Regions from separate parts of the Homo sapiens genome. Here region 2 is linked to region 1. Evidence: read pairs that join two places in POLR2A ChIA-PET (ENCODE). Cell type or tissue: Panc1. All regions are shown on one strand. Each heading gives the region's core, and the rest is flanking DNA. Links, peaks and the distances in the headings are about the cores only. Region 1 holds the start of LOC124900812 (a long non-coding RNA gene). Region 2 overlaps GALNTL6 (polypeptide N-acetylgalactosaminyltransferase like 6).

Region 1 (4,400 bases), core at 274-4,273:
AAGCTATACATTCTCTAGGATACTTAAAAATGATTAGTTAATAAAAGGATCAGCTGCACAGAGATGAAAGGAAAAATAGGCCATATTTCTATTTATTCGTGCTAACATATGTGTACAGTTTCAAGATTCTAATCATGTCCTTGCAAAACCAGCAAAGGTTTATCCAGACTGCAAGAATTCTCAATTAAATTTTGGAGGAAGCTTTTTTATAAAGCCATTTTGAACGATATTTTCATGCTACCTATGTTTATCTTCGCTTCTAACATTATAATCAGTGGTATACTTTACTGAATTTTTGTGTACAACCAAATTTTTGTGTACTACTTGTACATCTCTGAGCGTGTAAAATGGACATAATGATATCCACTGAAAGGATTACTGTTAGTATTAAACAAAATAACTCACATACAATGCTTGGCACAGTGTCAACTTGTTGATAACAGATGCTATCAATAGATGCTATTAATTTTTTAAAGCTAATTATTTTGAAATCACCTTTTTGCAATTATTCATGCTTAACTTATTTTATAGACAAAATGTGAGTTTCACAGCCATTACCTTTATTACTGAAATCGTCAATTAACACAATTTCTGCTAAATATTTCCTTGGAGTCCTTTTAATTACACTGTGGACTGTTCTCATGAGGGTTGACCATCCTTCATTATGGAAGACAATGACAACGCTCGAAGTGAGCAAGTTTTCATCATAATGCCAATACTTGCATCTGTAAAGAGAAAATTTCATCATATTTATTTACAGGTAATCTATACTGCTTGGCTCCAAGCTGACTATATTTGCTGATTGGATTACATACTATCGACTTAACTACGGTAAGTGAATGAAATATAGCCTTCAAAATTTAACAGAAATGCAAGATAAAAGAGAGAAGCTGTTATGAGATAAAGTTACTCCTAGGTAAAGCTACTGCATAACCAATACTTATTCTGTAATAAAAAGACTTAATTTGTGAATTTATGCTGAGGACACTTAAGATAGTATTTACAGCTATCAGGTGGTTGGCTTTTTTTTTTTTTTTTCATGACCTGGACCTTAGTTATTTTCCTTTTTGAAATGAGCTTTTGGCACAAGAGATTTATTTCACTTGCTAAATAAACCATTATATTACTGCGTTTGAAAGCTAAACACACTATATTGCTATGTTTTACTAAAATATTCAGAAAGATATTAAACAGGTTGACCTGAGGCATATAGCAAGCATTCAGAAATTTACTGTGGAATGAACAAAGTGATAATATTGTTTAGAGCTTTTAAATTAGCTAAAGAGCTTAGTTGTTCTACACAACTATTTGAAACAACTGTAGCAGGAGTACAGTTTCCAGAAGCCTCTTCCTAAATAGAAGAAACCCCAAACAGGGACTGGTAAAGACTCATTTTGATTCTGAAAGAGTACTTTGCAGTGTAACCCAAAGTTGGGAGGGACCAAACACTCTTTCAGGATAAGTTCAAAAACACAGTAGTAGGGAAAAGCAGATCTTGTAGGAAGATGTAATGTTTCTGGAGAGAAACTGAAGCAGGCAGAGCAAGGTATGCCTAATTTTAGATGGGTGAGGATAATAATCCCCCCAAACAAACTATAACCCAGATGGGGACTCAGGCAACATTTTTCTTCTTCTGACCCTAACTACTGGGCTTAAAACAGCAGAACTGGGTGAGAAAGACAGCAATTTTGATTTACAACGGACACCAGAATTGGTGAAAATACGTAAAACATGAAAGGAAATTTGGGACTTGCTTCTAAGGCAGAAGATAGCAACTTGGGGAAAAGGGCAAGATAGAAACTTTGAATGGGAGACAGGACGGAATTAGAAACATCAAGGGGCTGAAGGAGGGAGGAAAAGGGTGGGGTGAAGGTGACAGAAGGTGGTGAGGGGCACCTTTGCTGTCCTAGGGACCTCCATTTGGGGAACATCTGCAGGCCTTGCGTTCTTACAGAGGACAGGGGACAACAGAGCTGGAATAGAGCATAATTTTGTGTTGTGTGTTGTATAATGTTTCCATCTCCTTTCACCAATGTATAGTTTAGAAATAATAATTCAAAAAATGTAAACCAGGTTGTGTGCCAGAATAACTCTATTGGTATGTGTTTTTCTTACTTATATTCTTTGTCTTAAGAATTACAAAGTAATGCATAGTTTGTTGTACAAAATTCAAACAACATAGAAGTTTACGACATAAAGGTGAAAGTTCCCTCCCTGCCTCTCTTCAGCAGGTTTTGTCACATTCAATCCTCTTGTTCCCTCCAGATTTTCCACCTCTCCCTAAAAGAGCTTCTACTTCCCTTTTCTGAGGAGGAGAGATATCCCCTAATAGATGTCAAATCTCATCTCCTAGAGGAAATCATTGTTAATAGTTGGCTGTATATAGTTTTTAATATTTTGTCTACTCATGTAGACATGTCTGGTATGTATATAGAATACATGTTCAGATGAGTACGTATAGACTTTTCTCCCATGTGAGCATGTATAAGACTTACATAATTCTTTTAATAAGAATGAAAACATTATAATAATGTTTCAATACATTATTGAATATTCCATAGTATGGCTGTTCCATAGTATGGCTGTTCCATAGTCTACTGAATTACTTCCTTATTGATGGGCATTTCTGTTGATTTCATAATAATGTTTCAATAATCATCCTTTTGTATATACCTCTATGCCCTTGCATAGAAATCTTCCCTACAAAATTTTCAAGACTGTAAGCTCATTAAAGACAGGAGCCTCAGCTATTTTGCTCACTACCATATTCCCAGCATATAACACATAACAGCGGCTCCATAGTTCTTTCCTGAATTGCTTTGGGGATAATATTTTTGAAATGCCTCTTATATTTTGTTCTCAGTAATGTCTATTCTTCACCCCACAATCTTTCTACTTTGAGATACCCTCTAGAACTGAGGCAGAAGGAAAGGAAAAATCAGTTGGGGCAAACTCAGACTGCAGAAATGGTCTGCCTGAAAAGTCACAGCAACAGGTAAAATTAAAACAACCTGGGGAAAAAAAAAACTCAGGCTACACCTACACACAGATAAGCAGACATGGTCCAGTACAGAAGCCCTTTGTTCTTTCCATAATTAGTGAGCTCTCAGGAAAAAGTTTCCTCCCCTTTTCAGGCATATACATGGTGGGCTCCATGGAAACTGGCACAGAGAGGATGGGGGCTTACCTAAAACAAACCCACAGTTAAACAAGAGAAGCAGCACTTTGTGCGTGCCTAGAGGCATACCCACAGCTGCATAAGATAAGGGGAATTGCACAGACAGCTTTACTGATAAGAGAAGTTGCTCAAACTGCTACAGAGATGAGAAGAGTTTCTTACAAAAGCTTTTGGATTTAGCTGTAACTCGGCAATCCACTCGGACTCCCCTCTCTGCTGTGGAGCATTTCTTCTCTCTCTTATTAAACTTTTGCTCCACCCCCACCCTTGTGTCCATGCTCAATTTTCTTGGACGCAGGACAAAGAAGCCAGGTACTAGTTCAGAGAACAAGAAACTGCTACATTATGGTGCATTGGCAAAACTACAACATATTTAGGTGCAGGAAGAAGGGATCATCAGAAGGGTGAGTAAGAGCGGACCTCTACCCTTTTACTTTCATTTCTGAGGTTTCTTGTCTATTCCAATCCAGTTTCCTTTCACAAAGGGCCCAGACATTGCATGGGATTGGAAGGAGGTCCTAGGGCAACTGAAGGTTTCTGGCTGGGGCTACCCCTCAGTATTATCTCCAGTCCCCGACAGCCGTCAGGGTGCTGGCACAAGGACCTCCAGTCTTTTCCTACTGCATTTTCCTTCTTTCTTTTCAGGGCTATCATGCCTCTTATCCCTTCTTTCTATGCAATGTTACAGGTGTTTTTGCATCCTAGAGACAGAGTCTTGCTGGGTAGAGTCAGTCCTGATTACTAAGACACCAACTGACAAACACAACAACTCTTTGAGTTACATTCCTGATTACTAAGACAAAGAGTTGTTGTGTTTGTGATTTCCTGGAGACAGGGTAAATTCAAGATCAGTTTAAATTTTCACCTAGTAAGGGCTTTTTGTCCTCAATGATAGACACTGATGGCACTATATAAGGGGATATTTCACCCCAAGTGAATATCCTCTTCCCTCTCCATTTGGATTGTTTCCTTCTCCTTTTGGGTTATTTCTTCCCTCCACGTGAAAGCTCAGCACTGCCCAATGAATTTAAACAGTTTCTTTATGAGACAAGTTAATTTTATTCCGCTGGGGACAGCCTATTAAACCCCAAACCTCTCTAACTTCTGCCTGGATAGATGGAGTCAGAGTTTTTACCTAACATCTCAGATCCTACAGCGCCACCTAGTGGGATGGGATTTTTTTCTCCATGGGGAGTCTTGCTGGCTGTTTGTCGAAAACCTC
Region 2 (4,400 bases), core at 197-4,196, 300 kb after region 1:
ATATTATCCTCAAAGCCAAGGGCCATAGTCACAGGCTTTGAAGATAAAGCAAATTTTTAGTACTTGAAAAACTACTCACACAATATGGTGTCTAGATAAAATAATTCTCCCTTTGAAGTCAGGTCAGATGGTTGAAATGTGAGCAGGTTGAAAATATGGTCTAATATACAGTTGTTAAGCTCTGTGTAAGATTCAGGACCATTAGTCCATGAAGACCTGCAATCAAAATCATGGGACTGGTTCTGAGGATATGACCTTTTAGCCCTGGACAGGATGGCAGCAAAACCCCTGAGACCCATGGGGCTTTTCAAGTTCTCTAGAGAAGTAGATTCTCTTGAGCCCATTCTTGAGTGTAATAGCCGGTCTTCTAAGGAAGGCCTGCAAATTGTCTTTATTTTCAGGTAAAATAATTCACGGTCTGGGTTATCTATTGCGAATGTCAGCACTGCTAAACACATTCAACATATTAAAAGAGATGACTTGGCTCTTTAAGGGGAACAAAGGTGAAAATGTCAAATTTCATTTGGCATATGAAACTGTAATGTAACATTTGTAAAGTATTTCATGGTATAACTACTTCCCTGAAATATTTCTCTGTGAGCCTTAAATTATAAAGCAATGGCCTTTCTGTTTTGTGGAGCTCACAGCTGAGGTGTGGTAAAAATACATCTTCAAACTATTTCTTAACTCCTGCTCTAAAATCAAACTAATGGGGACCTAAACTGTTGAATTTCAAAGGTCTAGCCTTAAAGTTCCAAGTCACACTGACCAGCAGTCCATCACTGTTTCCTGTAGCAAGGAAAATTCATGCAAAACTGATAGGGAAAACTGATTGATATTTTCTATAAAAAAAGCAAATATACTCCTTCCAAACCAGTGACATCAGAAATGCTACCCAGGGCACCATCTTATACAACAGTTATTGTAGTAATCTGATAATATGTGAATGCTCCAGTCAGCTTTCTGAAAAATCTCATACGTGCTTCTCATTTAAGCATTTTATTTAATCTCCCTCCTCAAATTTCTTACTGTGGATGCAATGAATCATGCTAGATTCAATGAGTGGATAGTTCTGACAATGAACGGGTTGGGGTTTGGTCGGACTGTGATATGAAGGGTGGGTGTCAAAAGCCAATATTTTTTTTGTTTGTTTGTTTTTGAGATGGAGTTTCTCTGCTGTTGCCCAGGCTGGAGTGCAGTGGCACAATCTCGGCTCACTGCAACCTCCGCCTCCTGGGTTCTAGTGATTCTTCTGCCTCAGCCTCCCGAGTAGCTGGGAGTACATGCATGTGCCACCATGCCCGGAAAAGCCAAGATTTATCCTTTCTTGGGAAGACAGTGAGATTATTTCTCCCTGAAAATAAAGCAGAACAGAACAAAACAAAATGATAACAGAGCAAAACAAAAGAGGTTTTGAGGGAAGCGAACAGTAGTCTAGTTCTAGTTCTAATTAGCCCCATTGCATGCACAACCTAATCAGCCAGTCCAGGCCATATCAAGTGAAAGCTCATCAAGTAGCCATGAGAGGCTGAGTGGGGTCTATTTCTTGCAGTGGTCTGTAATGTAACCTCATGCCAGTAAGCCATTCTTCAGGAGAAGCTTGCCTTAATCACCTCTGTAACTGGCACCTGGAATGGTTTTGGTATATAGCTAGAGCTGCTATAACAAAATACCACAGATTAGGTGGCTTAAACAAGAGAGATTCTCAGTTCTGGAGTCAGGAAGCTCAAGATCAAGGTGTCAGCAGGATTTGGCCTCCTATGAGGCCTCTTTCCTAGGCTTGCAGATGGCCACTTTTTACCTGTGTCCCTACATAGCCTTTTCTCTGTGTGCACACATCCCTGGTGTCTCTTCTCTTCTTATCAGGACACCAGTCCTATTAGATTAGGGCACCACCCTTAGGACCTGTTTCACTTTCTAAACACCCTATCTTCAAACACAGACAATTGGGGATTAGGGCTTCAACATACGAATTTTTGGGGGGACACAATTCAGTTCATGAGATGAACTGCCTTTGCAAAGATTATGGCAGTGAGACAAATCTGACATAGGAAAATTATGTCAGTGAAAGAAATCTGACCTCATCGACTGATCTCACTTCTAACCTCCAAGCTGCCCTTGTTCATTCTTAGGGGTAGGGTGAACTAACTTTTGGAGTAATTTAGCTTATAGTTGAACTTTGAAAAAAAGACAATACATCTTCTCCCCAAAATAAACTCCCTGCTTGCTTAGCGATCCGATGACCTTTGTAAAACCAACAAATTATTCACAAGATTAGAAACTATAGCTCAGGAGTCATGCAGCCAAAGGCCACAAGATAATAACCTCCCAGTTGCTCCTATAGATAACATCACTGTTGTAAAACCTAAGACTGACGTTTGAGGTATTTTTCAGACCCTGCATTCTGATGGATTAGCTGGTGCTACCCAGACTGTTTAAAAAATTAAAAGCAGCAGATTCTACCAGATCTGCTTCTGTGTATTCATATATGTTGTGTGTATGTGTGATGCCTCATTATTAAAATAAATAAAAGAGCTCTAATTAATTGCCTTTAAAAATAAGCACTTAAATCAAATTATTTTGCCAGAAAAATAGAAACTTTAATGCCTTTTAGTTCACAGGACTCTAATAAGCTTTGAAAAATAAAGACAGTTTTAAAGATTATTGGTAAAATAAAATAAAAATGTCTTCACAATTTAGACATTTCATCTAAATTAGGCAGTTCAGATACTGTATTTACTAGAGGCTTTAAAGTTACACACCGCTTCTGTGACTTTTGATAGGTGTCTTCTTGCCTGCTTTAGAAATATTTTCCAAATTTTAAATCGTAAGTAAGGCCTGAGGACATGTGGATTTAGCCATGTCCCTTAGCTAGTTGGAAAGAGTCAGACATTATCTGCAGTTCTGTCCTGTGTCCTAGGCTCTGCACCTGGTACATAACTAAAATTGCTTATGCTTAAAAATAGGAGTTGTATGCTATTGGCAAAAACACATACGAATTTGGTTTTTTGGGTCTAGCTTAGAGGGTTTAGGAATTGTTCTAAATTTAATAAAGGAGAAGATAGAACTAAAAGTTTAAGCAAGTTTATAAGGTTTATGATAGATTCATCTTGTAAGAGAAATTCTGTGTGTGAGCAAATTGGCTAAAATTAAAAGGATATTATTTAGTTTTCCCATAAATGAAACATTAAAATAAAATGCAGGGCCGGAACTGGGCTCTGTGTCAAAATAACAAGATTTTCTTAAAATATTGATCTGCTTTTTAACAAGAAATTATAAAGTAATAATGGAGTTGTCAAAACCATATCTTATGCTTACACACTAATTAAAATGAGATAAATTTGTTTATGAGGTTTTATTAAAAATTGGGTTTAGGCTGGGAGCAGTGGCTCATGCCCATAATCCTAGCACTTTGGGAGGCTGAGGTGGGAGGATAATTTGAGGTCAGGAGCTCCAGACCAGCCTGGCCAACATGGCAAAATCCCGTCTCTACTAAAAAAAAAACAACACAAAAATTAGCTGAGTGTGGTGGCATGCCCCTGTAGTCTTAGCTACTCAGGAGGCTGAGTTAGGAGAATCGCTTGAACCTGGGAGGCAGAGAATTGCAGTGAGCCGAGATCATGCCACTGCACTGCAGCCTGGGTGACAGAGCAAGACTCTGTCTCAAAACAAAAAAAACAAAAAAAAACAAAAACTGGGTTTAACATAAATCATACGTGAATACAAAAGTAAAATAGGATTTTCTCTTTTGAACAAGATTTTCATGTAATATTGAGATAATAAAATATATTTTGCCTTTTAAATCAACTACAGAAAAAAGGCAAAAAGAGAGAAGAGATAGATTCAGTTGTCTTCATACTGTCTTTATTGGATCTTGTTGGTTGGAAAGCTGAATCTCCCCTCTATTAATGAGTAAAAGTTTAAGTCTTTTTAAAATTTTTGAGTTATCATTTTTGTTAAAGAAATTACTTATAGTGACATGGAATTCTATTTTATGATACCAAGTGTTTTAAATCTTTGATATTTGACAAACTTTCCAAAATCAAATTATAAATTAAGTCTTTTTTGGCTTCATTAACTTTTTAAGAATTAGGTCCCCTGAATTCCAAAAAGGGACATATTCAGCTTATTTGGTATATTAAAATCATACAGAAAGCATTTTCAAATATAAAATGGTTTTTAATTTTCTTTGAGTTATATTCATAGAAATGTGTTATAAATTTGTGCTTCAAAACTTTGTAAGATTCCTGTAATTCTGATATGTCTCAGTATATTTTATGATTAATAATGGTTATGTTAAATTATTGTGTGCCACAGATATGACCAGATTTCCTTGTTGATTTTGTCTTTAATTGTGGCTATACTAAGATTTTTGTTTTCCACAGATAATTGTTATCTTG

The links. Peaks named below come from ENCODE experiments on the same cell type or tissue, not always from the same donor. Only the 100,000 strongest peaks of a DNase experiment are listed, where the experiment ranks them.
Region 2: POLR2A ChIA-PET joins it to region 1 with 7 read pairs; 2 of 35 experiments call an interaction of 5 or more read pairs at or near these places.

The regions. Positions count from the first base shown.
Region 1 is chr4:173,288,433-173,292,832 of GRCh38, reverse strand. GALNT7 (polypeptide N-acetylgalactosaminyltransferase 7) reads right to left here. Exons shown (of 12, transcript NM_017423.3): 3 at 559-725. LOC124900812 (a long non-coding RNA gene) reads left to right here and starts at 3,351. Exons shown (of 3, transcript XR_007058367.1): 1 at 3,351-4,400. In Panc1, for the core only: a CTCF peak has its summit at 4,148; no DNase peak of the experiment used is centred there; H3K27ac peaks cover 2,053 bases.
Region 2 is chr4:172,990,682-172,995,081 of GRCh38, reverse strand. All of the region lies in intron 10 of GALNTL6 (polypeptide N-acetylgalactosaminyltransferase like 6), which reads right to left. Among named protein-coding and RNA genes, the nearest start is that of GALNT7, 180 kb to the left of the region's middle. In Panc1, for the core only: no CTCF peak of the experiment used is centred there; no DNase peak of the experiment used is centred there.